7 separate regions of the Homo sapiens genome follow, and all the other regions are linked to region 5. The links are chromatin loops, found by intact Hi-C in ENCODE. Cell type or tissue: chondrocyte. All regions are shown on one strand. Region 1 overlaps LINC01756 (long intergenic non-protein coding RNA 1756). Region 2 overlaps LOC107984933 (a long non-coding RNA gene). Region 3 has its middle 240 kb from the start of LINC01648. Region 4 has its middle 47 kb from the start of LINC01756. Region 5 holds the start of PTPRU (protein tyrosine phosphatase receptor type U). Region 6 has its middle 47 kb from the start of LINC01648. Region 7 has its middle 3.2 kb from the start of SDC3.

Region 1 (4,000 bases), 100 kb before region 5:
GGAACGACTAAGTGGGGAAAAGAGAAAAGTCAGTGAAGCATGAACTAAGCACTAGGCAGTGGGTTACAGCGACGGCAGCTTCGGGGCTCAGTCCTGCTGGGGAGCCTCTGAGGCCTGCGTGGAAGATGCCCCCAGAGCCCACTCTCATGACTCAAGGGGTAGTGGGCACTGTTCACCACCTCTCGAGGCATTAACTCCTCCTGTCCCCTGTACTCCTAGCTGACACCTGCCACACAGACAAGCAAGTTCTCCAGGTGCCAGAGAGAGAAAGAGATGCAGGCATTTGAGGTGGGAAGCTGTCAGCATGCTCAGAACTGTCTGTAACTGCAGAACTCAGAGTGCCAAGGGGAGGGGGACACCAACCACATCTGTTACAGCATCTTAGGAAAGCTGACATCTGAGCTGGGTTTGAAGGTGAGTAGGAGGTTTGCAGCTGGAGCAAGCAGGGTGAGTGGCTCATCTGGGCAGTACAAACAGTATGTGGATGGGAGGGGAAGAAATGAAAGTGGCTCGAGGGGCCAGAAGATTTCAAGAAAGGAATTTATTTTAAAATTAAGTATGGGGGAGATTGAGCAGGCTTTATGCAGGGAAGTCAGGGGTGCTGACAAATGCCGGGGGAAGTGGGGACAGAGAGAGAGAACGCTATAGGGACAATGTCCCGCAAAGGCAGAAAGGAATCAGTCCGGAAGGTGGAAACGGACTGGCCCTCAACCAGAGGAGAGAGTCTGTCCTGAGATAGTTAAGAGTCCTCTTCCCAAGCGGGCTGAGAACAGGTTCAGGAGAGAAGGGAGTATTTGAGAAAGTCAGGTCACTACTGGGAGTGAAAAAGCTGATGGTGGGACTAGGGGAGAACTTAAGAAAGGTGGAGGATCTGAATAGTCCTTGAAGGGAAGGGCGGTTGGAGCAGATGACAGGGAGGTGGCAGAAACGATGGGTGATGCTGGAGCCCGCTGACGTTGGCAATCACCCCTTGGCGATGTTGCCAGTACTCACTAAGTGCAGTTTTCTCAGCAGCTTCTCAGCAGCTCAGAACAGGAGTTGAGAAAGCAGATGGCTGCCTTGGCAAGTGGCTGGGGATTGGTAAGGCAGGGAGGCGAGAGGAGAATGTCAGCCACCTGCAGGCACAGAATTCCTCGGGGAAGGTTTCACTGGCTTTCCATTGCCTTCCTACCCTTGGACCTGGGAGAAGAATGGGGAAGGGTTGAAAAGACCAGGGCTAGGGGTTTCAGTGCCTAGGCTCTCATCCAAGCTCTGCTGCTCACTTTCTGTGTGACCCTGGGCAAGCCACCTCCCCTTGTAAGACCCCTCTTTCTATACCTATTAATTCAGGACTTCTCATCCTCAGCACTACTGACATTGCAGGCCAGATAATTTCTTGTTGAGGGGCCAAGGCGGGGGCTGTCCCATGTATTGTAGGATATTTAGCAGCATCGCTGGCCTCTACCCACTAGATGTCAGTAGCAAAACCACATTGTGATAACCAAATGGTCCCTGGGAAGCAAAATTGCCCCCAGTTAAGAAGCACTGTATTAATCAGAATAACGATAATACAACTGGAATAATAATGTAAGTGGAATAATAATGACAAGATCTATCCAGCCAAGCCGTAAGAAGAAGGGTTGTCATGAGGATCACAGAACATCATGGAAATTGAGGTGAGGAGAAAGCCTTTGCAGGTCATTAGAGCAGCTTGGATGGAAGTAGGCATCTGACACAACTTCTCCTCACTTTCCCCACCTGTAAAGGACATAGGTTAGAAGCTGAGCTGGGCCTAGAACCCAGGCATCCTGATTCCCAGCTCTAGGCTTTGGCCTTTCTGCAAGGCATGCTGGGAAGATGCCACATCCTCATCTTCACCATGTTCACACAGAAACTGGGACTTTCCAAGACGGATCTGAAGGAGGCAGAGGTGAAGAGAAAGGCCAAGAGGAGAGCAAGGGGGAGGCCAAATCTTCATCTCAAATCTGATTAAGATGGAGACAGCAAGGAGGCCAGATGCCAGGGTGGAGAGTATGTGAATAGAGACCATTCAGAAGACAGAGACCACACCAGTAACCTAAACATGGAAAATGTAATGTAAAGAACTGTTCATGAGGCTGGGCGCGGTGGCTCACACCTGTAATCCCAGCACTTTGGGAGGCCGAGGTGGGTGGATCACCTGAGGTCAGGAGCTCAAGACCAGCCTGACCAATATGGTGAAACCCCATCTCTACTAAAAATACCAAACTTAGCTGGGCATGGTGGTGTGTGCCTGTGGTCCCAGCTACTGGGGAGGCTGAGACAGGAGAATTGCTTGAACCTGAGAGGCAGAGGTTACAGTAAGCCAAGATCACGCCACTGCACTCCAGCCTGGGCAACAGAGAGAGACTCCATCTCAAAAAACAAAACAAAACAAAAAAAAAAAAAACAAAGAAATGCCATCCATCTCTATAGCCTTTCAATACCCCTCCACTGCCCTCTATTGACAGAGATTAACATTGCACCAGCCTGCAAACAAATGTTTATAGGGTCCAGCTCCAGTAACACAAAGCAGGACACAGAAGGGTGGACTTGAGAAACAATTGGTGGAACCATCACAGTCCTTGCCTTTGACGAATCAGCTTCCATATATATCTACTACACACTTTTAAACTTCCCTTCACAACAAGGCAACTCTGTGTTTCCACCTAAGGAGATGCAGTTATCCCTTGTACACATAAGGAAGTTCCCACCCTTGCCTCAAAATAAGGAGACACGTAGTTCCAACATCATTCACCCCTTGCTGGCTATATGAACAACTCCTCAAAATCAGCACAGTCACACTGAATATTCTGTTTCCTAAAGGCCATATGGTAAAGTTAACCTCCAATAACTGGTATATAAATAACAATGGGGAGAACACATGAACACAAAGAAGGGAACAACAGACACCCAGGCCTGCTTGAGGGTGGAGGCTGGGAGGAGGGTAAGGATCAAAAAACTACCTATTGGGTACCATGCTTATTACCTGGGTGACAAAATAATCTGTATACCAAATCCCTGCGACGCATAATTTACCCATGTAACAAACCTGCACATGTAACCCCTGAACCTGAAATAATAGTTGGAAAGAAAAATAGGCCAGGCACAGTGTCTCACACCTGTAATCCCAGCACTTTGGGAGGCCAAGGCGGGTGGATCACGAGGTCAGGAGATCGAGACCATCCTGGCTAACACAGTGAAACCCCGTCTCTACTAAAAATACAAAAAATTAGCCCGGCGTGGTGGCACACTCCTGTAGTCCCAGCTACTTGGGAGGCTGAGGCAGGAGAATCACTTGAACCCAGGAGGCGGAGGTTGCAGTGAGCCTAGATCGCGCCACTGCACTCCAGCCTGGGTGACAGAGCAAGACTCTGTCTCAAAAAAAAAAAAAAAGAAAAAGAATAATACCAACGGGAAGAAGGAGAAGGAAACAATTAACATAGTCATAAATATATACACATAACAATAAATGAGAAAATATGCAAAGCTACTCTAGTCCTCATTTCTGTAACTGACCACAAGGCCATAATTTATATCTATGATTTCCTTCTTCCACTACCCATTCCGAATCTTCCCTACCCTCAACCAGAACCTCAGCTAGTTGGGGTTTTTTTTTTACCAGGAAGAGAAAGTCAAAACTTCATTCTTGAATGATAGGAGCCCTCAATTATCCTGCCTTTTTTGGATTGATGAAGTTCTCCATTAACCTGTACAGTTGGGCTTGGAAGTACTAAGAGGCACACCCGCAGAATCCCCTTAGTTCCAGACATAGCCCTCCTGTCCCCATCGTGTAGAAGCAATCCAATTTTTCCGTGGAAACCAGGATCAATCATTCCATCCAAAAGAGTAACCCTTTTATCGGCCTGTTTGATAGGTGACGTAAGAACCCCAAATGGCTAGAGGCAGTCTCATCCTTCCATTCATTGGAACCAACGTTGTGTCCTCTAGGATTCCCCCCATCCTTGCCTTAGGAACAAAGATATCCAAGCCAGCAGAGTTC
Region 2 (4,000 bases), 220 kb before region 5:
AAACTTCAGAGTCCTCGTGATGGCCATGGCATTGTGCCTGAGCCATCGACCATCTCCAGCTGGCCCTTACAGCCCCATCTCCTCCCACAGCCCTCATGCACTGCCGCTTGGCCACCCTGACCTTCACAACACTGCTAGATGGTGCCACTGCTATGTCTTCGTATTCTGGCCCTGATCTCAGGATACCCTTCCCTCAGCTCCAGGCAAGGCGGCACCTGCTCATGCACAGACCTAAGCCTAAAGTCACCTCCTCCTAGAAGCCTTCCCAAAAGGACCTCTGCTCCAGCCACTCTTTTCCACAACATCCTGCTTTATTTCCTTCATGGCACTCAACACATTCTGAAATGATCTTGTTCATTCATTCATTGGTGTGTTTATTATCAGTCTCCGCCCTACAAGCATGCAAGCTCCGTAGGGGCAGGACCTCGTCCATTTTGTGCCCTGCTGCATCTCCAGTGCCTTGCATGGTGCCAAGCACAAAGTAGGGAGCTGAGAGACACTTGTTGAATGAATGAATGAATGAATGAGGTGGGCAGGACCCCAGACCTCCTCCCTCCAGTGCTGGGCTCTCCCAGTTCCACAGTCATTGGGAAGGAGGGGTTTTCAGGACGGTCAGTGGCTGCAGGACACAGTAGGGCCTGTCCCCAGGATCCCTGGTCCCCTAGTCCTCCTGACAAGGACTGTCCCCCATATCCAAGGGGTGTGAAGTTAGCATGCACCTCCCCTTCTTTCCAGCTCTCTGCTTACACCTTCCCCTCTCCCTTCCATGTGCCAGGTCTGGACAGAGCCAGCCTGACCACCAGAACCTCAACAGACACCAGCTGCCCAGGCCCTCGAGGAGGTCTGAAGAGCTGAGGTCCAGTGGGAAGCTAGTCCACCACCTTCAAGGAGGCCTCAGGTCGGGGGGACAGTCCTGACTTCAGGAGCCCTCAGTCTGGAGAAGACACGCGCCTGCTCTCAGGAGCCTCTAGGGGGTGAAGTCAGACACCTGCCCAAGGAGGCCGCTCTGACTAGCGGGGGGAGGCAGCCTTGCCAGTAGAGAGTCCAGTCTGCTGGGGAGACCTAGACCTCACCAGGGGCAGGAGCCCTTGCGGGAGGCCAGACACTGCCAGGGAGACCCCAGTCCCTGTAGACTCCAGTCCCTGTAGACTCAGAGACCTGCACTTACATTATTCAGAAACAGGCACGCAAGGTGGCCCCAACTCCCAGGTGGCCAGCCCCCTCCCTGAGGCAGAGGGGCAGCTTGGGGAGGTGGGGCTCCCAGATGGTGGACCCTGGGGCTGAACTGCCAAGAGCATCCATCTCCACGGAGGCCCAGACCCTGTCAGTGTGCTCCCTGGACTGGTGGTGGAAGGAGGGAGCCCGGATCCCAGCCTCGCGGTGCCCACAGCCTCCTGTGGTATCATGGACGGGTCCCTGTCCACTCTGAGACCATCTCCTCATCTGTGGCTCTGATGCTGCCTCCAGGCTGGGATCTCTCTGCTCTCTTCACCTCACACCTGCTTCCCCCTGCTTCACCCTATCACCTGTGTTCTTGATCCTATAATTGTAGAAACAGAAACTTGGCTAATTTCTTGGGCCTGCAAATTGCCCAGTGGGGAGACTGGGTGGGCAGCCCCCGCTTCCACTCCATCGCCCACCCTGATGCATCGTCTGACACTTTCAATTTATTTTTCAATTCCTCTACCATCAGAAATGACGATTAGATTTCCAGCAAAAATACCACGTTACCAAACTGAATTAATCACGGCAAGGAGGGGCACACACAGGCTCCAGGAGCCTGGGCAGAACATCCCAGCATTAACACTTCCATCCTCACCCAGGCACCCATCAGCAGGACAGAGGCTCCAGGCCTCCCAGAAGACGCCACTCAGCCATCATTGGGGTCACCTAATCCCAGACCCCCTCACCCTTTGCAGCCTCCCTCCTGTGGGCGTTCGGAGGAAGAGCCTTGTTCCGAGGAAGAGTCTTGTTCAAGGTCATGTGCCCCATCAGGACAGGGGGCTCATCCACATCCAGAACATAAGATGAGACTACCCAGGGTTTGGCATTGTCCAGGCCACATATGGGATGGGGCTCCTGCAGGTGTGAGGGTGGGGGCATCTGATGATCACAGGGTCTGGGCCCACAGGGGTCTTGGAGGGACCTGGGGGAAACTTCCCACCCCTGTACCACAACCAAGGCATTGCCCCTCCCTGCCAAGGCCATTCATTGATCAGTCCAACCACAGCTAAAGTTGACCTCAACTGTCCCTGACTACAGGTGTAACTGAGAAGAGAAGAAGGAGGAGGAGGAGGAGGAGAAGGAGGGGGGGAGGAGGAGGAGGAGGAGATGAATAGGAGGAGGAGGAAGCCGGGGAGGAGAGCAAGTATGACAACAATACACTTGTATTTAATGCTAACCGCCGGAAGGGGGAGTAAACTTGGAAGCAAGTGGTGTTTTAAGAGCCCCTCCCCTCTCCAGGGGCAGAGCCAATCTTCCCCTGGGCCCAGATTAACAGTAACAACAACAATCACTAGCAGGAGCGTCTAACAAGTGTGTTTGGTCCCTCAGGCACACTCTGTCCCACCCAGGGCCTTTGCACCTACAGTTCCGTCTCCCCAGAGTGCCCTCCTCCCTCCTTTCTGTCTCACTAACGCCTTTGTCTGTCAGAGCCCAGGTCAGATGTCACTTTCCCAGGGAAAACTTTCCCAGGGAAATCTTTCCTGATCACTCCCTCCCTCCTTTGGTAATCCACTCCCATCCCAGCCCCTCTAATTCTGTCTCATAGCACTTGCCCAGATGGGTGAATGTCTACTGGAGTGATTATTTTATTAATGTCTATCCCCTGCTGGACTCCGACCTCCAGGAGTGTGGTGGTCATGTCTGTTTCACTGCCCGTGGGAACACAGCACCCAGCACAGTGCCTGGAACAGAGGAGGTGCTCAGTAAGTGCTGGTGGCGTAAGTAGGGCAGAAGATGAGGCAAATAGATAAAGAAGTCCTTAGAAAGAGTGAGTCTTCCAAAAAGCACTGACCCTGGCCCCAGCCCCAGCAGCAGGGCAAGCCCCGATTCCCAGCTCCTGCTGGCACTGCCTCCCCATCCCCATGCACACATATCTGCCCCTGCTAAGTGACTGGCTGCCTGGCTCAGAAGGAGTTAACAGCCCAAGTTGCAGCCCAAGACCTCTGCAGGACCTACCTGGTTGACTGAGCCCTGTAAGGGTAAGCAGGGGTGGGGACCGTCTCAGGGACCCTCTCAGGAGGCCTGTGCACTCTGGGGAGAGTCAAAAGGACACCCTTCCCCTCCTGCATCCCCGTGCTCTGATTCAAAGCACCGCCACATCCCTCACCTCTCTTCTTCTTGAAAGCAGCCCTGGAGCAGGCTGCTGTCTCCCACATGAAGAAGAGGCCCCGGGAGGAGAGGGCTCAAGGCCACACAGCTGTTGGTGGTGGAGCTAGACTGAGCTCTGTCAGGTGGTTGGACACAGCTTCGGCTTCCACAGTCCGTGAGTGTTTTCCACCCTCCCTGCAACCCTTGCAGGAGCTCCACCTCAACGCCAGTCTGCCTCTCAGACTGCGGCTCAGGCCCAGACCCAGATTCCCTGCTCCCCATCCTTCAAAGTGGCTGAGGATGACAGAAGATTCCCCAGGACATCTGTCATCCCAGCGAAGCCTTTAGAAAGGAGAAATGAACTCACATCTCAGTTCTCTCTATTCTGGGACTTTTTATTAATTCATTCACCCACCCACCTGTCTATCCCTCCACCCACCCATCATTGGCTGAGTAGCTACCGTGGCCCAGGCACTGGCTGAGGCCCTGGGACACCACAGTGGACAGAAGAGGCCCCATCCCTCCCCTCGGGGAGCCCACATGGTAATGGGGAGAGATGACAGACACATAAAGGACTGACCAGCTGTGGGGCATGTGGGTGGCGATGAGGTCAGGGACACAGGACAGGTGAAGGGGCAGCGCATGATGGGAGGGAGTGGGACAGTGACACGTGAGACGCAGTCAGGAG
Region 3 (4,000 bases), 560 kb before region 5:
TTCTGTTCCTCTAGAACCACTCCTGGTACCAAAATCTGTATTAGTCAGGGTTCTCTAGAGGGACAGAACTAATCGGAGATATATATATACACATATGTATATATATATTTTATATATATACACATATGTATATATATATTTTATATATATACATATATATATTTTATATATATACATATATATATATATATAAAAATTAACTTACATGATCACAAGGTCCCACAATAGGCCGTCTGCAAGCTTGAGGAGCAAGGAGAACCTGTCTAAGTCTCAAAACTGAAGAACTTGGAGTCTGATGTTCGAGGGCAGGAAGCATCTAGCACGGGAGAAAGACGTAGGCTGGGAACCTAGGCCAGTCTCACCTTTTCACGTTTTTCTTCCTGCTGTATATTCGCTGGCAGCTGATTAGATGGTGCCCACCAGATTAAGGGTGGGTCTGCCTTCTGCAGCCCACTGACTCAAATGTTAATCTCCTTTGGCAACACCCTCACAGACACACCCAGGATCAATACTTTGCATCTTCGATCCAATCAAGTTGACACTCAGTATTAACCACCACACAGGGGGACTTGGGGAGAGAAACTAGAGCCTTGGGGGCCTGAGGGAGGGGTGTCCTGGGAGAGAAGGAGGACAGGAGGGAGAGAGGGAGGGAGGTTGGGTTTTGAGCCTCCACTTCCCCCCAGGCCCCATGCCGGTCACTCCACACACTGTCCCATGTGATGCCCACCACACTTACGAAGGTGCAGTTCTACCATCTTGAACACCGGCAGGTACCTGGCCCCATGCTCTGTGCTTCATATGCATGGTCTCATTTCGCAGTCTCAGCATCCATTGGAGAAGGAAGCTTTCTCCGCATTTCCTGGGTGAGCAAACTGAGCCCAGGGAGGTGCAGTCACGTGGCCTCAGCCATGCAGCAGACACACGGTGACTGAGATGGACTCACACTCACTCTTTGGATTAGGGAGCTTCCATTCTCTCCAGGGTGCCTGAGGGGTCTTCCTGGGGATCAGTCCATCAGATTTCAATAAAGACACAGAAACCACACAGTGATCTGAATAGGAGACATTTTCTATACATAATTATTAAACTATGATAGAAGAGTGCCTAAAATGATGTCAGGAAGAATCGGAACAGCACCCTAGGGCTGAAGAAGACAACCTTGGAAGGACCTGCCCCCGAGGCTGGGGTCCTGACTTCGCTGGATGTCTGTGGCTGCAGCCCCTTGAATGGCAGAGAAGGTATTGGGTCCCAGAGGTGCTGGTTCATAGATGCAGGTCAGGCTGGCAGGCAGGAAACACCTCTCTGGGCACAGGAGAGAGAGTGGTGTGCACGTGCAGGTGGAGGTGTGGGCTGGACCACAGCAAGATGGGCACTGGGCTCAGGATGGGCTATGAGGTGGTCGAGGGACCATGCATTCTGGGTGCACAGCTGAGGAAAAGCCCCAGAGGATGTCCCCCCGCGTTCATACCCTAAGAGAAGATGCAACAGGAACAAGAAATTGCACAACAGAGCTCTGTGGACCATGAAAAGGCCCCTTCCTCCACAGTGTCCCTCCGGCGCCCTCTACTGACAAAGCTTGATATCGTGCTTGCTGCAAAGAAGGGCTTAGAGTCCAGTCCATCAAGGAGCAGGCACTCACGGGGAAGTTGGAAGCTGAGAGGCAAGAAGAAACCAGGGCTCTGCAAACTACGGCCACCATTCAGACCTGGCCTGATGTTTGTTTTTCATGGCCTATAAGCTAAGACTGATTCTTTACATCTTTAAATAATTTAAAAAACGAGAAAAATAATCTTTCAAGACATGTTAACGTTATATGACATTTAAACTTCAGTGTTCATTGATACATCTTTAATTGTATCACTTACAATTGTGGAAATTTGTTTTCTCTCTGGTTACATGAATACGGTAGTCCTCCCTTATCTGCAGTTTCATTTTCCAAGGCTCCAGGTGCCTACAGTGCAGTACAAGAAGACAATTTGACAGGGAGGGAGACCACATTCACATAACGTTTACTACAGTGTATTATTATAATTGTCCTATCTTATTGTTGTTAATCTCTTATTGTATCTAAGTTTAAAATTAAACTTGAACATAGGTAGGTATGTATAGGAAAAAACATAGTGTATATAGGGCTCTGTACTATCCACTGTTTGACGCATTCACTGGGGGTCTTGGAATGTAGCCCCCATGGATAAGGGGGAACTATTATACCATACCTATATTATATCCTTGATTTGTCTCTTGGCCCACTTGCCCTAAAATATTTATCACTTTGTACTTTACAGAAAAAGTTTGACAACCGCAATAAATTAAGAACTGGCGGCCAGGCGCAGTGGCTCACGCCTGTAATCCCAGCACTTTGGGAGGCCGAGGCGGGTGGATCACTTAAGGTCAAGAGTTCAAGACCGGCCTGAGCAACATGGTGAAACACTGCTCCTACTAAAAATGCAAAAATTAGCTGGGCGTGGTGGCACGTGCCTGTAATCCCAGCTACTCAGGAGGCTGAGGCAGGAGAATCGCTTGAACCCAGAAGGCGGAGGTTGTAGTGAGCCAGGATCACGCCACTGCACTCCAGCCTGGGCGACAGAGCAAAACTCCATCTCAAAAAAAGAAAAAAAAAAAAAAAAAGAACTGGCTAGGACTCTCTTGATCACCATTACTAGTGCCCCATCACCACCCCTCATAATAGTCAGGTCTTGGCTGCCACCCCCTGACCAGGCAAAGCCTCTAGACAGTTAAAGCTAGGAGACCAAAGAGGAGCCCACTTAGGGACACTCACACAGATCCCTTAGAGTAAGAGATCCAGGAGGCTGTAATCACGCCTGTAATCCCAGCACTTTGGAAGGCCAAGGCAGGCGGATTGCCTGAGCTCAGGAGTTCAAGACCAGCCTGGGCAACATGGTGAAACCCCGTCTCTACTAAAATACAAAAAATTAGCCAGGTGTTGTGGCATGGGTCTGTAATCCCAGCTACTCGGGAGGCTGAGGCACGAGAATCGCTTAAACCCAGGAGATGGAGGTTGCAGTGAGCCGAGATCTTGCCACTGCATTCCAGCCTGGAGGTGGCTGGGTTGGAGAAGGTGTATAATCTCTGAAAAGACAGTCTTCTTTCATAGGATTTGCCCTGTGAGCAAGGTCACTGCTCGCCTCAGAAGCTTTTGGGAGGAGGAGGTTAAAGGGATCCAAAGCTTCTGGCGCTCCTCAAATGGCAGGGATGAAATCAGCTCTCTCTGACCAGGTCTGAGCAGATTGCTAGTGTGAGAGACTGGAGGCCCTCATTTCTGGAGACTCAGACGCCCCGATGCCAGATTGCCCCATACCAGCCCCACACCTGCCATTCCAGCACCCATCCCATTCAAGACACGCCACCTCAAAGCCTAAGACCTTTACACTCATCTTTTCCAGTCTCTGGGGCTCATTTCACAGATGGGGAAACTAAGGCCCAGAAAGGTTCACCAAATACCAGCAAATAAAAAGTGGAAATAGCAGGTAAGTTGGAGTCACAGGACTGGCTTGCAATTCCAACCTAATCTGGAGTGCCTTAAGAAAGTCCTGGACATCTCTGAGTCTCCATTTGGCATCTGTAAAATGTTCAGCCCCCTCCCTGCTCCCTATGCCTAGCCCAATGCCCTGCACCCATCTGTCTGCCTTAGCTACTCTCTGTCTGTAAAACAGGTCTGTAAAATGGATCACTGTGAAGTTTAAAACTTAGACAAGTTTAAGATTAGAAAACCCCTGTAAAGACTCTAGCACATAGTAGGTGCCCTAGAAACAGTAGCTCTATAGAGAACCAAGCCTGTCCTTATCCAAATCCCCAGGGCAGATACATGACAAGATACCTGATGCCAGCTGAGCTCTGGTGGCCAAGACTCCCACCCACAGGGCAGCTCTGAAGAGGAGGTGGTGAGGTCTCAGTTTGCAGGAAGCCCAGGAGCAGCTCCTGTCTCCTCCCTTATTAATTGTACCCATATCTGGAACAGATGGGGAAAGGGTGTCTTTTT
Region 4 (4,000 bases), 160 kb before region 5:
GAGAATGCTAGGCAGACATAGCCAATATGTGGAGTTGAGGCAGAGTACTCAAGGGATAAACAAATTTGAAAGAACTCCCACTCCCGTGCTATGATTCAGACCTCACTGGAGAGGGTGTGGCTGTAGCCACTGAATGGTAAGGAAGTTTCTGAGATTCCACAAGCTGAGGTTGGCAAGCAGGAAACCCACTGTGGTGCCAAACAGGCTTGCCAGCAATCTGCTCTCTGGGGTGCTACCGTACCTTGTGGGGAAATCCACCTCCTCTGCAAGATGGAAATAACAATAGTACCCACAGGGTGGTTGTGAGGGCTGTATGATTCTATGTATGTGAAAGACTAAGAACACGTGATGTTTTTCTAAGTGTATTAAAGTGTAGTTAAGCCGTTGATGAATGTTAGCTATGCTATCACTATTATTATTATTATTACTAGAATAATAATCATCATCATTATCACGAACATCACCATTATTACTGCCATCTCCATGGAAAGAAAAGAGAACTTTCGAGAAGTTGTCTGCCTAGTGCCACTCCCGGGACCCAGCACGCTGGAACCCAGGCCCCAGCCTATCTGGTGTCAGAGACCATGCTCTTTCCACTCATACCAAGCAAGAAGCCTCTACTTCGGTCTCTGTATTCAGTAAATAGGGAAGCTGAGGTTCTGAGACTATAAGGGACGCACCTGGAGCCACACAGTGGGAGAATTCGTTCCAGGCCACCCCCACAGCCTTCTCTGGAAGGAAGCTTGAAGGCAACAGTAATCCTGGTCACCTGTGCGAATGTGAACCCCCTTGACTAATGTCACCAGCAGCTCCTGTCCTTTACTTTCTATCTCCTTGTCCCCCACCTCGTCTCATGTTGATTTAACCTGCAGTTTTATGGTCAATCATCTCATAGTAAATCCATTTTAATCTCCCATCGGGTCACCCAAGCTGTCTTTTTATTAGGAAATAAATAATGCAGCACTTTATGCCACACTGAGGGTTAGCCCTGGGAGCCTGGCAGTGGGAGGAGAGGCTGCACAAGCCTGGAGGAGCCTCGAGACCCCAGAGACAGAGAGAGGTACAAGAATAATTACAAGACGACAGGCGTGTGGGCATGGTTTGTGCAAGACATGAAAGCTGTAATAAAATCGGCTTTGTCTCCAAAGCTCTAGGTGAGATTTTAAATGAAAGGTATCAGCTCGGGGATGCTGGCTGTGCTTAGAGATAAGAGCTCTTAACCTAAGACCCTGCCTGTTGCTTACCTGCCAAGCCACCTGAGCCAGCCTGGCCCTCTCTCAGCCTCAGCATCCCCATCTGACTGACAGGAGTCATTCACCTACCCTGATAATGAGGTCCAGGTCACAAGCTCCACCCAGAGAACCCTGGGTTGATGGCTTCTAAGTAGCCCCAGAGGTCAGCCCTGCCTCTCTCAGAGACCCCTAGGTTAAGGAGCCCTGGGGGTCAGCCCTGCCCCTCTCAGTTTCATCTCTCCTGACTCTCTAAGGAGAAAGGGCACTAGACAGGGAGTCAGGAAACCTGGGGCCTCAGCCTAGCCTGGACAATGATTTGCTGTATAACCTTGGGCAAGGATCTTCCACTCTTGGGGCCTCATCTGTAAAATGGGGGACATGCTGGACACTAATGTTCTTTTCAATGTTCCAGTTTCTGGGGCCTGCCCAGGTTGACTCACTCAGTGGAGGGAAGGTGTGGGGGCTGAAGGGAGCCTCTCTGGCCAGCTGCCCCGCTGCTGCCCGTCTGTGTCCCTCCACCTCATTTCCTTATCCCTGGGGGTCCCATCTGGCCCTGTCTTCATGCCTGCTCCCCAGTTGCCAATGGAAGCATTTCAGTGCATCTCAGTTGGATGCAGAGAACTGAGTCTCTGCCTCCAGATGGCGATGTCCTCTCCTGCTCCAAGCCCTAAACTTAGATGCATTAAACATGAAAATCAGAAGCTCTAGCTACTTCCCCAAGCTGTCATCCTGCAAACTGTGCCTGGAAACGTGGTGCCAAATAAGAACAATAACAACAACACTGCGACTCACTGAACGCTGACTATCGAGGCACCGGGCACTGCCTTCAGGATTCACACGAATTCATCCATTTACTGCTCACAACAAGCCTACCAGAAAGCAATGATTATCCCCATTTTACAGAGGCAGAAACTGAGGCACAAAGAAGGTCAGAGGACTAATAATAGCCAAGCATGGACAGGACTAGACACTCTGACTCTTGAATCCTGATCATGACCCATAAGACCGGCCTTATTAGCTCCAATTTCCTGGACTTTGTCCCAGAAGACCCCAGAGGCAAGCTCAAAGGGATGCTGGCTCCATAGGAGGGCAAGGACTGGCCCCCATCAGCCCCTTCCCTGAGGGCCCCAGAGCCTCCCAGGGATACTTTCCCTACAGAGAGTGAAGCACACTCAGCCCGGCCTCCAGGAGTCCCCAGTACTGCCCAGAAAGGAGAGGCGGGGGTTGGGCTCACCCCCGGGTGTGCAGGCAGAACTGCATTGGGTGGGGCTGGACCCAGGGCAGCCTGAAGACCCCATGACCCTGAGAAGAAAGTCACGGAGCCTGAATGCTCTTAGTGAAGGGAGCACCGGGGCTTTCTGGGTAAGAAAAAGTTCTGGAGTCTGGTCACCCTTCTGGAGGCTGGAGACAGCTCTGGCTGAGCCCAAGGAAGTCATATATCAACACCTCATCTTGCCCCTCAGAGAGTCACCCCAGTACTGGCCACCACCACATTCAGGAAGTGACCACTGGCAAGGACCAGCTTCCTTATTTGTGCCTGGCTGGTCCCCTAGGACCTTCCCAACATACTTCACAGATTATTATTGTCTTAAAGACCAAAAAAAAAAAAACCAGAGCTGATTTCAGAGCTGTCATGGGACAGTGGGGAAGAGGAAGGGCTAGAGGTCAGGGCAGAGGTCTGGGTGACTTAGTAATGGAATGAACTTGTGGCCTCCAGCAATTCACTTCCCACCTTGGCCTTGGTTTTCTTGGTTGTAAATGGGAGCAATGACCTGACCTTACCGGGCTCAGAGAATTCAATGTGATCACGTTGATGGAGCTTTGACTTTGACACTTAAAACTGTGCGATCACCTCTTTGCTTTTGATGGAACATCTTTTCGTGACCTGGGAGGGAGGGAGGCACCAGCCAGTGAGAAGGAACAAGAAAACACTTAAAGTAAAACATGCAGCATGCCTTAGCTTTGAAAATCCAAACCTTCCTCGCAGGTTCAGGTCCAGGCCAGGACGCTCCCGCTGAGTTCTGGCTCTGCCCCTGCTCCCCACACTCAGGGGCTCCTGCTCTGCTTCTGTGTCTGGGCCAGAGCAAAATAGACACCTGGAGCCCGGCCAGCCCCTGGGTTTCTGCCCAGAGAAGGGCCGGGCACCCAGGCAGTGGGAAGGTGCTAGGAGAGGGGCCAGAAGCCACTGGGGAAGAGTGTGTGTGGTGTGTGTGTGTGTGTGTGTGTGTGTGTGTGTGTGTTAGAGAGAGAGAGAGAGAAAGAAAGGGAGAGAGAGAATGGGTAGGTACAGAAAGAGAGCAACAGAGAAACACACACAAGAGATTGGCCTGGCCTGTCCACCCTTCCGCCTGTCCTTGTCCTCTCCCACTTCCATGTGGCCTTGGGTGACCTCAGAACCTTGGTTTCCTTGGCTGGGAAACAGCATGATGCCCATCTCACAGGGAAGGTGGGAGGCTAGAGATGAGGGGTGTCAAGGGTCTGCTTGGTGCCCAGCCTAAGAGGGCAATTTAGCCTTCCTGCCTCTGTCCACCTGCAAACTTCCCTGACCCTCATCCACCAGCAGAGCTGAGGCCTGTGGTGGGCTCCAAACCAGCCTGCCTCAATCCCCTCCTGGCCCCACTGCCTTTTCGCTGGGGCCCTGGGCTGTGGCTTGGCCCCTGTGACCCGGTGGCTCCTCTGTACCTGGGGTGACCACAGCCCTGTCCCACGCTCGGTGAGTCCCCGCACAGGGGTGCTCAATACAGGGTTCCCACGGGTCCCCATGCTCA
Region 5 (4,000 bases):
CTCTAGGCCTCACTCCCAAACTTCAGTTCCTGACAGTCCTCCTGCTGGCAGGGCTTGGGGCTTGTGAGTGTTCTTGAAATCAAAGCGATGGTGGTAGGAGCGGGGATGGGGCGCATACAGAACCCCGCGGGTTTGATTTCACGGTGGGAGAGGGAGGCAAAGTTGCCGCAGGACATGGGGGAGAAGTTGGGGAGGATGGGGTGGGAGGTCGCCTTGGGCGTCCTTTCGGGAACGGGGAGGTCAAAGCTAAAGCTGTGCCCTATGGCCCCGGAGCTGCAGGGCGAGGCCCAAGCGCTGGCCAGTGGCCGGCGCGAACGCTGGAGCCACAGGAGTTCCGGCCCGAGACACCGGAGCCAGCAGCAGGGCCGCGAACGCGATGCCGGGGAGGTCAGTTGTCTGCGGCTGGCGACCGTGAGGAAGCGGCTCCGCTCCAGCACGTGTCTCGGCTCGGATCCCGCCCCGGGCGTCTCCCGGCTACCCGGAGCCCGCGGAGCAGCCCCGCCGGTGGCGAGGGCGGGGGAGGTCACCCGGAGCAGGGCCCCGAAACTCCGCGGGAAGGGGCCGCGGTCTAGGATCCCAGGCCTCAGGGTGGGATGTGGAACACGCGCACGCACACACATCCGACACACCGTCCACACTCCGACGAGCACACGGACACACAAACACAGGCTCCGTATACATACATTCAGCTGCGCGCACACACACACGCGCACGCACACCAAAGACACCAGACTCCGAAACACACCCGGAGAACGCGACCACACAGCAGACAAGCGCGGAGCCACACGCTCACACTCACGCTCACACTCAAGCACACACCTGGCGGTCCCGGCCGGCCGGGAGGCCGCACAAAGTTGCAGGCTCCACCAAGGGAGTGTCCCGGGAGGCCCGGGCGTCCCCCGCGCGTCCTGCGCGCCAAGGGAGGGGGCGCCGTCCCCCGGCGGCGAGCCAGGCCCTGCCCGCGCCCGGACGTCGCAGCCCAGCCCGGGGACAGCCCCCGCCCGGCCGCCCGGGGCGCAGCCGCGGCCCGGCCACCGCAGGAGCGCCCGCCGGTCCGGCCCTCCCCTGCCCGCCCGCCGGCCCCTCGCTGGGGCCCGCTGGCCCGGGCGCCCCGCAGCCCCGGCGCCGCCTCGGATCAGCCGCCCGCCAGCGCCGCGCGGAACTTGCGAAACAACAAACAGTCCGACATGCCCGAGGCGGCGGCCGCGGGGCCCGGTCCTCCCCTGAGCCTCGGGCCCTGCCCGACCCGGGCAGCCCAGGGGGCGCCGCCGCGACAACTTGTTCCGGCCCAGCGCGCCACACACGCGCACACGCACACGCGCGCACACACGTCCTGCCACCGCCCCCTCGGGCGGCCCCGGGACCAGGGCACACTCGCAGCCGCGGCCCAGGCGCGCTCCACACTCGCAACATTCCTGGACGCGCAGCCAGCACACACGGACACATTCGCACACACTCACATCCGTTCCAGACTCGCTCCCACACACGCATTCCCGGCACACTTGGCATTCACTCGGACCCACGCGGCCCCCGGCAGCACACACCACATACCCTAGACACTCCCCACACGTACACAGCGCACGGACACACACGTTCCGGACCCGTTCCCACGCCTTCACACATGTACACGGATCTCAAAAGCACACACGCCACACACGCGTTCCCGGATCCACACTCAGGCGGGATCCAGAGAGCACCCTTGGCCACAGGCATAACACAAACACACAACCCACTCGCAGACACAAAACAAACAGCACTCCCGGCCAGGCATACAAAATGCAAACAAATGCAACACATTAGCAGATACAACTCCCGCAACACAACCAAACTCAGATGCACACACAACCCACTTGGCCACACAAACACTACACACTGGCAGACCCACAAGACACTCAGCGCACACCCAATGCCTCGATGCACACAACATTCACCCCCAACATACTCGCCGACACACATCACCTTTTCTTGCGCACAGAACTCACGGACACACAACATTCGCAGTCACGCAACACCCCGGGCACACAATCGCCCATCCTACGCTCAGACACACACAGGGAGCACGCTCGTAACGCCCGGTCACTCAACACTCACACTTTCTTCCGAGCTACGCCACGGGCCCCGAGGCTCGGCGGGGCAGGCTCGGTCCGGCCGCCGCGCGCTTACCTGCCGGAGTCTCGGTCTCCGGCGCGCAGAGCTGGAAGGTGAGTGCCAGCACGAGCGCCTGGGCACGGGCCATGGTTGGAGCGTCGCCGCCCGTCCCGGGGCCCGGCGCGGGGGACGCCGCCCCCGGAGCCCGAGCCCAGCCCGAGGCGAGCCGGAGCCCGAGCCGGAGCGGAGCGGCGCGGCGCGGAGCGGGACTGGCGCCGAGTCCAGAGCGCGAGCCGGAGCAAGCGGGGCGCTGACGTCAGGCCCGGCCGCGGGTTCGGCGGTCTCGCGGCGCTCCCTGCTGGCCACGGCGGGTGCTGCAGCGGGTCCGGCCGCCCGCTAGCCCTGGCGCGCCCCTCCCCCGCTCCCGCATCCTCCCCGCCATGAGGCCCCGCGGCTGGGTCTGGACGCCCACGGACGTCTCCACGGACCGGGCACCAACACTGCCAGGCGAGCACGCTCATGGCCCACGCCTAGCTCCCGTACAGCGCTCTCAGGGACGGTGACCCAGGGACACCCGGCCTCTGTCCCATCCGATGCCTGAATCCCTTGTACCTTGGCGCCTTCAAATGCGTGTTCTACATACCTCCAGGAACAGGGCGCTCATCACCTGGCCAAGAGCGGTTGTTGGGGCTTTGGAAACGCCGGCTTTTAGAAAGTTTTTCATTTCATGACGTGCAAGTCTACCTCCCTCACTAGCCCTCACTGGTCCTACTCTACCTTCTGGCTACACAGGTTAAATGTATTTGGGCCTCTACCCAGAACGAGCCCTCGCACTATGATCTGCAAACTCGTTGCTCATTACTATGTAAGACCAGGTACCTTCTATGTGTTTAACCCACATGGACTCATTTAATCATCATATATTAGGTATGCAATAATTATACTGCATAAATACTGTTATGCAACAGTATTTGACAGCACCGAGATTTGAATCAAAGTTGTTTGGTTTGAATTGAATAGGGGCTGAGACCTTCCTCCCATCTGGACACCTATTCATTCAACAAATATTTATTGGGGTCTATTCATTTATTCAACAATTACTATAGGCCAGGGTAGAGATATAAAACAGACAAAAATTCCCTACTCTCATGGACCTTACATTCCAGTGGGAAGACAAGAACAGTAAACAACCAAAAAAACAAAAACAAAAAAGCAAACCCTCTGGTGTACGTCCTTTATCACTGTCTCATACACCAGGAAATTTGGGGGTGGTGGGGGGACAGGGAAGGGAAGGGGAATTGTTGCAATTTCAAATAGAGTGCGGGCTATATGATGAGTTCATTATCTGTCTCCACCTCTAGAAATGAGCTCCCTTGGGAAAAGACTCATCTTGTATTTCCGTGCCCAGTATATGGCATGTTTTTATTATTTTATTTTATTTTATTTTATTTCAAGATGGAGTTTCACTCTTGTTGCCCAGGCTGGAGTGCAATGGCGCAGTCTTGGCTCATTGCAACCTCTGCCTCCCAGGCTCCAACAATTCTCCTGGCTCAGCCTCCCAAGTAACTGGGATTACAGGTGCCCACCACCACGCCCGGCTAATTTTCGTATTTTTAGTAGAGACAGGGTTTCACCATGTTGGCCAGGCTGGTCTGGAACTCCTGACCTCAGGTGATCCACCTGCCTCAGTCTCCCAATGTGCAGGGATTACAGGCGTGAGCCACCGCGCCCGGCCTCTGGCACGTAATTGATGCTCAATAAATACTGACTGGATGGAATGAATGAAAGGGAAATGGTCCTAGCCTTCATGAATCTTACATTCTATTAGGAGAGCCCAACAGCAAACATGTACATAAATATATCATTACCATCTAAGATATGCAAGCTAAAGGAAACGAGGGAGTATAATGAT
Region 6 (4,000 bases), 850 kb before region 5:
TGGCGCTGCAGGACCTCACAAGCGCGGCTGGGCGGGGCCGGGAGGAGGTGGGGAGGGGTCTGCAGAGAGAGGGAGGGGAATGGGGAGGGAAGGAGGGAGGGAGAGAAATGGGGGAAGGGGGAGTATAAGCGAAGGAGAGGACAAAAGAGGAGAAGTGAGGGGAGAGGAGGGGGAGAAAGACAGAGAGAGGGGAGAGTGGGTGGCATCTGAGCTGGTTCATCTAGGTGGAGTAAGAGTTAAAGAGGAGAGAGAGAGAGAGAGAGAGGAGGCCAGAGGGAGGGAGGAAGATAGAAGCCTCCTCCCCTCCTCGCTATTCAGGAGGTCTGAGGAGCCCAGATCCTCTTGGAACACCCGCTCCTCCATGCTTACAGAGAGGTCACTTCCTCCCATAGCCCTCCCTATGCCCTCTGTGGTCTGACCCAGGTGGACCCCAGCCCCATCTTTCCACACCTCCCCACCCTCCCCACCCTGCCCTGGCCAAGCAGAACTGCTTGCCGTTTCCAAGGGCACCAGGCTCCCCCTCTCTGCCAGTGCCCTGCCTGTGCTGGGCTGCTGCAGTAACCTTCTCCCCCTGAGCCTCTTCCCCTGGCTCCCCGACTTCTCCTTCAGGTCTCAGCATAGACACCACCTCCTCTCAGAAGTCCTCCCCTTCTCCATGTCCAGGGCCTGGCCTGCCCCTAGCTCCCCAGCCCCTCCCACATCTTCCCCCATCTCAGCACTGGCCAGGCTGGGCTGTGATTGATTCTGTGTCTGTTCCGCCAGCCAGACCGGAGGCTCCCTGAGGACAGGGACACGGCCTTGTCCCTCTCTGCGTCCCCAGGGTGGCCAGCCCAGTGGATGAACAGCCACAAGTGGGCTATAGATGCTGCCTAAGGGATGAATGGATGATCTCGGGAGGGGCTGGGTGTGGGAGATGAGGAAAGAAGGGACATGGAGCAGGAGGGAGAAAACAGCGGAGAGGAGGTTAATTAGGAGAGAGGCCCTAGGACACCCCAGCCACCAGGGTGCAGGGCCTGGGCCCCAGCACCGCGGGATTCCCGCCCTCCCATGGACCTCAGTGATCTTCCTTCTGAGGTCAGTGCCCACCTGGCTCTGGACCCCTCTGACGATCAGGAAGTTCTTCTTCCTCGTGGGAATCAGGGCTGCTTGAGTCACAAGTGACAGAATCTGCTCAGCTGCAGAGAAGAGGGGGTTTGGCATAAGGACCCTGGTCTCTCAGATGCAGCCAGAACTCAGGAGGGACCCGGACCGGAGACAGGAGCACCAGCCAGAATGCAGACTGACTCTCTTCCACCCACCTCATAAGACTTCAGGTCAGGTCTCTACTTTTCCCATTTCTCACGAATCAGAAATGCATGCATCAGTAGTTCACACAACCAGAAGACCCAACCAGGCTCTCTGTCTCAATTTAGAATTGGTAGCACAGGTACTCTGATTGGCCAAGCCTGGGCAGGTATCTTCTCCTGGTCCAATGCACTGATGGGGTGGGGAGCAGGGCAGGGTCACCAAGCAGAAACAGGGTTTTGGGAGGCGGTGCAAAGCACACTGGGAAGTCGGGGCAGGGAAGACCACTGGCATCCTCACCATGACTTTGCCCTCACCATGATGAGTTTGTGCAGTACCTATTCTTTGCCAGACACTCAGAGGGGCCATTTGACATCTCAGGGAAACATCCTCAAACCAGTTCCTGCTTTCCCATTTGACAGATGAGGGCCAGGGGCCCACAGCCCTGTGCTCGTTCCACTTCCCGTGCTCCCACCTTCTGCTCCCTCCTCTGCCACCGCCCTGCTGGATTTTCTTGGCTCCCTGTCCTCTCTGGACCTCAGTCAAATGGGGAGGACGGAGAGAGCTGTGAGGCTCCCTTTCACTCTGGCACTCAGTCTCTCTGCTCCATTTGAAGGCAGCTGCAGACCCGACATATCTTTCATACCCTTCCCTCACCAGGATCCTTTTGCTGTTTGGGGCCCTTGGAGAAGCCCCTGGGTAAATATTAATAGCACAGAGTTGTGTTTATGTTGGAGAAAGAGGGTGAGTCATTTCCTGCTTCTCTCCCAGACTCAGGATTGTAGCTAAGAATATGTCAGATCTTTGGCATGGCTGTGTGAGACCTGGCTCGATGGGGTCTCGCTGGAGTGAAGCCATGGAATGGCTGCCCCACCGACCACCATCCCAAAGCCAGGCCTGGAGGCTTGGGGTCCAGCCCCGGCCCAGCCCTGTCTGTGCTGTGTGGCTGGCTCTGCCTCTCGGGAGGATCATTGCATCTACCCAGCAGGCATAGAGGAAGCAGGCATGTGGAGCCTGGCACACGGAGGGGCCTGGGGATCCTGGTTCTCTTGCTGCTGCCTTCCCCGTGCCCTGCTGATCACACTCATCTGTCTTCCCTTCCCGGTGTGAACTTCTCAAGGACAGGGCGCAGGCCAGGTTTCCCTTGGTGGCCCAGAGCTGGCACAGGGCCTGGAACTTTGGAGGGGCTCTGTCCAGCTCATGTTGACCCCTTCACAGTCCTCAGCACCTTCTGGGGTGCCTCCCAGAGGCCAGGCTTGTGCCTTTTTAATGTGCTTCTAGAGAAGAGCAAGTGAGCCAGAGTAGACAATCAGAAAACAGATCCAAGTCAGACCAAGTGGAGTCCCTTTGCCAGAAATCTGGGACTGAGAGAATCTGGTTCTATCTGGGCTGTTCTGTCAGATGGAGGAGACATTCATGCTCAGGACCTGAAGGCCACTATCTTCTGTCCTGCAGATGGAGAAAGGAGAAGCCGGGTCTGCTGTGTCCTGGGCCTGTCTCCTTCTGAGGCTGGCTGCCTTGTCATCCTGGGGTTCCAGGAGATGTCCCTTGTGTTCTGCTTAAGCCAGTTTGAGTTGCTTCCTATAGCTGCACCACAGCACCAGCTAATCCGCTCACAGAAGGCCTCCATGTGCCAAGCACCAAGCCATTTCACGGCATTACCTTACATAGCCCTCACTTCCGACCTACCAGGTGCACATTATCATTCTCCCATCTCAGTGGGACAAAATCACAAAGTCACAAAGCTGGCACTGGGCGAGTTCAGGTTGATTGCCTGAGGTCCCCTGGAGTAGAACCTGATTTTTCCCCATAGCCCTAGTAGGATCTTCTGCCACCCAGACCTTCTACAATCAAATGGACTGAGCACCCACCAGAGCCCACCAACTCAGGCCTACGTGCTCAGCAGACCTATGGGGAGCTGGGAGCTTAGGGAGTCCCTGGGGCCGCCCTGCAGTGACCAGTCTGGAGCTTGGAGAGGAGATAGCTCGTGGGTGGTGTGGTGGGGTGGGGTGGGGGTCACTGCACACATCACTATCCAAACAGGACAGTCTGGCTCTCCATTCCAATAGTCATTTGAATGATCCGAGGATAATTGGAATCACAGAGCCATCTACTACTTCCACTCTCAGGCCACAGATGATTGTTTGGTGGCTACGGGCCCCGCCTGGTGCAGACACCGAAATGACCTTCCATTTTTCTCTCCCAGACGAGCCAGTGGATTCTTTCCAGGGCCAAGGTTCCCACTCAAACCTGAAACCCCCTCCCCATCAGCCCTCCAGGCACTGAGAGTAATTGGCTACCTGTGGCTGTCCCCAGGGGTGAGTGACCCCAGTGCTTTCAGGTAGAGCTATTTATAAGGAGGGAATGGGAGGCAGGGGCACCTGAAGCCTGTCCTGCTGACATCAGCAGACTGTTGGCAGTAGCTGTCTCCACCGTCCAGGAGCTGCCTTCAAAGCGAAGGGGAGTAGCAGTGGAGGATGCTGGAGGCCATTGAACCCAGCTCCTTCATTACACTGCCGGGGGAAACTCTGTTCCAGAGAGGAATAGACACAAGCCTAGTGTCTCACAGCAAGGCTGTGATGTGGCCAATGATACTGAGTGGATAGAGATTCCATGAACAATACTGAGTGGGTAGAGATTTTATGAACAATGTTGAGTGGATAGAGTTCTGCCAGGCATTATGCAGAACTCTGGACACAAGTGTAAGTCAGACAGA
Region 7 (4,000 bases), 1.7 Mb before region 5:
GAGGTGGGACCCACCTTGTTTCCACCCCTACCCAGCTTGGAGTCCCAGAGCTCTCCTCTCCCCTCAAGCAGCTCCCCTCCCCGACTGCCAATCTGGGGCTTCTTCAGCCACAGGCCCTGCTGAGTCTACACAGCCTCTTCCCTCCTACAAGGCCAGCCCAGGCCTTGCTCTGTGACCTACAGGCCACAGAGCTCAAACAAAATCTGATTACTCCCCCTCCTCGCACACCAGCCCTGAGGAACCTGGGGATCCACCAGCCCTCAGGAACGCTTTGGGATCTACAGTTTGCAAACCCTCAGCTCACAGACCTGGAAGAGGCCTGAGTTCAAATCCTAACCTGTGTCTAGCAGCCATGTGTCCTGGGGTGTCACCTACCCTCTCACCCTACAAGGACTTTCCCAGCACACAGGGAGGTCAGGGAAGGCTGGCCGAGCCTGGCTCTGTACTAAGGGCGGGGCATGGCTCTGTGAGACCCTCATATGGGCCAGGTCCCTTCGGCGGGCAGGAGGCTCCCCACGATTGAGGACCCCTGTTGTGGGAAGGCCAAGCCTTCTCCCAGTCACCCTGGTCCGGCCACAGGCCTTGCAGATCCTTCCCCAGTGAGATTTCCACTCACTGGGGCACCAGATGGCTTCTGAGTCTCCCCAGCTTCCCCTAGGAGGACTTTGGGATCCTCCTGATCTGGAGCCCTCTTGTCAGAGCCCTGTTTTGGTTCCTCAGTTTTGGGGGTCACTGACCTCCAAGACTGCTGTCACTTGGACTTTCTCAGAAGCAAGCCTGGGCTGTGGCCTCCATCCTGACTCTTGGGCAAGACCGGAAGTTGTGGTGGGAGATGGTTGGGGTGGGGAGGGAGCAGGATGGAGATGGGGGTGGCGAGGGGAGGCCGGGACTTGTTTTGCAAGCCCTGTGATTGCCTTGAGCTGAGACAGCACTTGTGTTTGGGAGGTCTGGTAAGGATCATAAAGTCCCCTCTGCCCACGGGGGACAGCTCAGCACAGGGTGAAAAGCCAGGGCTCTGTCATCACATGCCTGGTTCAAATCCTGGCTGCCCACTTCCTGGCTGGGTGACCTGGGATAAATTATTGAACTCCTGTGAGCCCCAGATTCCCCAGCTGTGAAATGGGACGAAGTAGAGAGCAAGCACCTGGACAGGGCTCACTGTGTGCCGGACTCCAGGGCTGGCCGCTCATTTGGTTCTCATAGTAGCAGCCCTGGGAGGCAAGTTTGCTTGTCGTGCCCAAATTACAGGCCTGTGGGGAGGAGTAGATGAGGGTGTGTTTGGCAAGTGCTCAGAACAGTGCCTGGCAGGTAGTAAGGCCTCCATCAATCTTGGCTTTTAGGATGCCATGGGACTGTTGAGGTCCAGAGAGCTGGTTGTCTTAGCCAATCCCCTGGGGGACAGGTAGAGTCAGGTGACAGCTACTGAGCACCCACTCTGTGTCAGGCCTGGGCGTGCCACTCTGAATAAGGCATCTTAGGCTCACCTGAGTGGAGTTCAGAGATGCCGCTGAGGCGTCCCCACCCCTCTGCTGCTTGGTTAGAGCTAGGAGGCCCTGTCAAGGGCAGAGAAGGCTCTGACTGGGGTGGGGGTGAGGTGGAAAGGTTGAGATGTAGCCACTAGGCGTGCCTTGTGGGGTTCCCCAGGGGCCAGACTGCATGAGTATGTCTGCATGTTGGTGTGTGACTGTGTGAATCCCCTCGGTGACTCTAATTCATTCATCAAACGCCTCCCAATACACCACTGGGCCTGGCATTGCAGTTTAACTGTTGGCCTGGGTCAGGATCTCAGCTCTCACTGCCAGTCGTGGTGCCTCGGCATATCTCCTATCTTCTCTGTGTATTGGTTTTTCATCTGGAAATGGGGCTAATGTGAGTGTGCATTTGATAGAGCAGTGCCTGGCCCATAATCAGCTCCACTTGGGCCCTTCTATAGCTACTGTTCATTTGGGATACTGAATGCTCCCACTTTTGAGCAAGACAGACAGTAGGGACTGAAAGCAGGGTGGGGAGTGCAGGATGAGTGTGATCAGGATGCCGGCAGGACAGGACCAGGCCTGATCACCCAGAGGACATCAGGAAGACTTCCCAGAGGAGGCAGTGTGTATTCTAAAGGCCGGAGGGGGCTGTGACTATTGTGCCAGGAGGCGGCAGCAGCTGGTGCCTGTGGGTGAGGTTATGGTGCTATGAAGGGAGACCCTGAGTATGTGGGGATGTGGCTCCAATGCACAAGGAGGCCTGGGCAAGGGTGACTGTGCAGATGACCCATGTGCTTGAGGGCAGGAAATGTGTGCATCTGTGAACCCCAGGGAGACCTGGGACCCGGGGGGAGCAAGATGAGAAGGACCTTCAGGGGCCCAGACCTGTCTTAGTTCTGGCTGTGACCAGTGTCTTTGAAGAGCAGCAGGTGGCGCTCCTGGCCTGTCCAGACCAAAGATTCTCCACTGCCCCGCCCCCACCTCTTCCCCAGGATGTCAGGGAAGTGGAGTTGCTGCTTCCAGAAGTCTCAGAGCTGGCAGGAACCTCTGAAGATGGGCCATGCTCACTGCCCATCTTACTCATGGAAACCATCCTAATGGTCTCCCTGCTAGATAGTTCTCCGAGCCTTGAATACCTCTCAAGACAGGATACTTACTGCCTCTTAGAATTGCCACTGCTGTCTGTGGCCAGCTGACATCTGGCTCCTCATAATCCCCACCCTAACCCTGCTGGCCCTTTGGGAGCGCCTCAGGGTTGGTATGTTCCTGGGATCTGCTCAGCATCTCTGAAGGATGATGTTATCCCTACATCTGAGTCCCTTCCTTTGTAAGCTTCATTCCCAGCCACCTTCATTGAACTCCATTACGATGGCAGGGAAGAGCTCATGTAATCCTCACAACCTGGTACCTGGCCTGGCACACAGCAGGCACCCAATTTATGCTTGCTAAATGAATGAATGAATGAACTCTGCGTGGTCATTATCTCTATATTACAGTTGGGAAATTGAGGCTCAGAGAGGTTAAGTCACACATCCAACACAATACAGCTCATAACTGGCAGAACTGGGATTTGAACCCAGATACTTGGCCGACCCAGAGCCAGAGCTCTTCAATTCCAAGCTGTGCTACCTCAACAGAAACCAGTTTCCCACCTATTGCACCCCATCAGCCTCCCTGCCCATCTCCCCAAGGTGCCAGTCAAATTTGGATCGAGCATTGATGTCATGCCAAAAGATTTGAGAATTGAATTTTCAGAGGCTGGGACCTCAGAATTCCTAGTTCGAAAGTCTCCCTGTCTTCCCTGTCCAGGATCCCTGTCAAAGGGTGGTGAGCTTGCCTTTCATACCCTTTAGGGACTGGGCTCTCCCTCCCTCCTGGGGAGCCCCTTCTAATTTATCTCTACTTTATGTTGAGTTGACCTTTGTCCCCTGGTCCTCCTCCCAAGGGCCCTGCAGGACAAGTACAGTTACCCCCAACACCAAAAACCCATGGCTGGTCCCCCAGAGTCTCTTCCTCAAGGCCTGCCCCTCCATTCATCCTGGTTTTGGTTCCCCTTTCCTTGAGGGAATTGTTCCAGTTTCAACTCAATTTCGTTCCCCTATTTTCTTTTCTTTTCTTTTTTTTTTTTTTTTTGTTTTTGAGAAGGAGTCTCGCTCTGTCGCCCAGGCTGGAGTGCAGTGGCGCGATCTCGGCTCACTGCAAGCTCCGCCTCCCGGGTTCATGCCATTCTCCTGCCTCACCCTCCTGGTAGCTGGGACTACAGGCGCCCGCCACCACGCCCGGCTAATTTTTTTGTATTGTTAGTAGAGACGGGGTTTCACCATGTTGGCCAGGATCTCCTGACCTCGTGATCCACCCGCCTCGGCCTCCCAACGTGGTGGGATTACAGGCGTGAGCCACCACGACCGGCCTGATTTCATTCCTATTTTCTAATGGCAGGCTCTAAGCTGGGTGCTGGGACACAGGGGCCAGAGAGGAGAGTAACTGAGGGTAGAGACGTCCAGCCAGCTGTCATCAGCAAATAA

Evidence for each region. Hi-C counts contacts between places; a loop is a spot of excess contacts. Peaks named below come from ENCODE experiments on the same cell type or tissue, not always from the same donor. Only the 100,000 strongest peaks of a DNase experiment are listed, where the experiment ranks them.
Region 1: a loop joins it to region 5, with 2.3 times the contacts of the local background. A loop is called at or near these places in 24 of 110 quality-filtered maps.
Region 2: a loop joins it to region 5, with 5 times the contacts of the local background. A loop is called at or near these places in 21 of 110 quality-filtered maps.
Region 3: a loop joins it to region 5, with 3 times the contacts of the local background. A loop is called at or near these places in 16 of 110 quality-filtered maps.
Region 4: a loop joins it to region 5, with 8 times the contacts of the local background. A loop is called at or near these places in 5 of 110 quality-filtered maps.
Region 6: a loop joins it to region 5, with 6 times the contacts of the local background. A loop is called at or near these places in 41 of 110 quality-filtered maps.
Region 7: a loop joins it to region 5, with 2.8 times the contacts of the local background. A loop is called at or near these places in 6 of 110 quality-filtered maps.

The regions. Positions count from the first base shown.
Region 1 is chr1:29,339,560-29,343,559 of GRCh38, reverse strand. The region is part of intron 1 of LINC01756 (long intergenic non-protein coding RNA 1756); the gene reads left to right. Among named protein-coding and RNA genes, the nearest start is that of LINC01756, 8.6 kb to the left of the region's middle. In chondrocyte, CTCF peaks have their summits at 1,238, 1,439 (motif pointing right), 2,258 and 2,457 (motif pointing left); no DNase peak of the experiment used is centred here.
Region 2 is chr1:29,452,111-29,456,110 of GRCh38, reverse strand. The region is part of intron 1 of LOC107984933 (a long non-coding RNA gene); the gene reads right to left. Among named protein-coding and RNA genes, the nearest start is that of LINC01756, 100 kb to the right of the region's middle. RefSeq lists enhancers at 640-1,618, 2,704-3,204. In chondrocyte, a CTCF peak has its summit at 2,451; DNase peaks (open chromatin) are centred at 1,050 and 2,080.
Region 3 is chr1:29,790,761-29,794,760 of GRCh38, reverse strand. No RefSeq gene overlaps it. Among named protein-coding and RNA genes, the nearest start is that of LINC01648, 240 kb to the left of the region's middle. In chondrocyte, CTCF peaks have their summits at 1,322 and 1,550 (motif pointing left); no DNase peak of the experiment used is centred here.
Region 4 is chr1:29,394,744-29,398,743 of GRCh38, reverse strand. No RefSeq gene overlaps it. Among named protein-coding and RNA genes, the nearest start is that of LINC01756, 47 kb to the right of the region's middle. In chondrocyte, a CTCF peak has its summit at 1,880 (motif pointing right); no DNase peak of the experiment used is centred here.
Region 5 is chr1:29,234,881-29,238,880 of GRCh38, reverse strand. PTPRU (protein tyrosine phosphatase receptor type U) reads right to left here and starts at 2,359. Exons shown (of 30, transcript NM_133178.4): 1 at 2,164-2,359. The coding sequence starts at 2,236. RefSeq lists a silencer at 2,237-2,556. In chondrocyte, CTCF peaks have their summits at 33 and 2,463 (motif pointing left); DNase peaks (open chromatin) are centred at 470, 1,360, 2,120, 2,490 and 1 weaker place.
Region 6 is chr1:30,082,125-30,086,124 of GRCh38, reverse strand. No RefSeq gene overlaps it. Among named protein-coding and RNA genes, the nearest start is that of LINC01648, 47 kb to the right of the region's middle. In chondrocyte, a CTCF peak has its summit at 1,803; no DNase peak of the experiment used is centred here.
Region 7 is chr1:30,909,952-30,913,951 of GRCh38, reverse strand. No RefSeq gene overlaps it. Among named protein-coding and RNA genes, the nearest start is that of SDC3, 3.2 kb to the right of the region's middle. In chondrocyte, CTCF peaks have their summits at 2,152 (motif pointing right) and 2,397 (motif pointing right); DNase peaks (open chromatin) are centred at 1,551 and 2,391.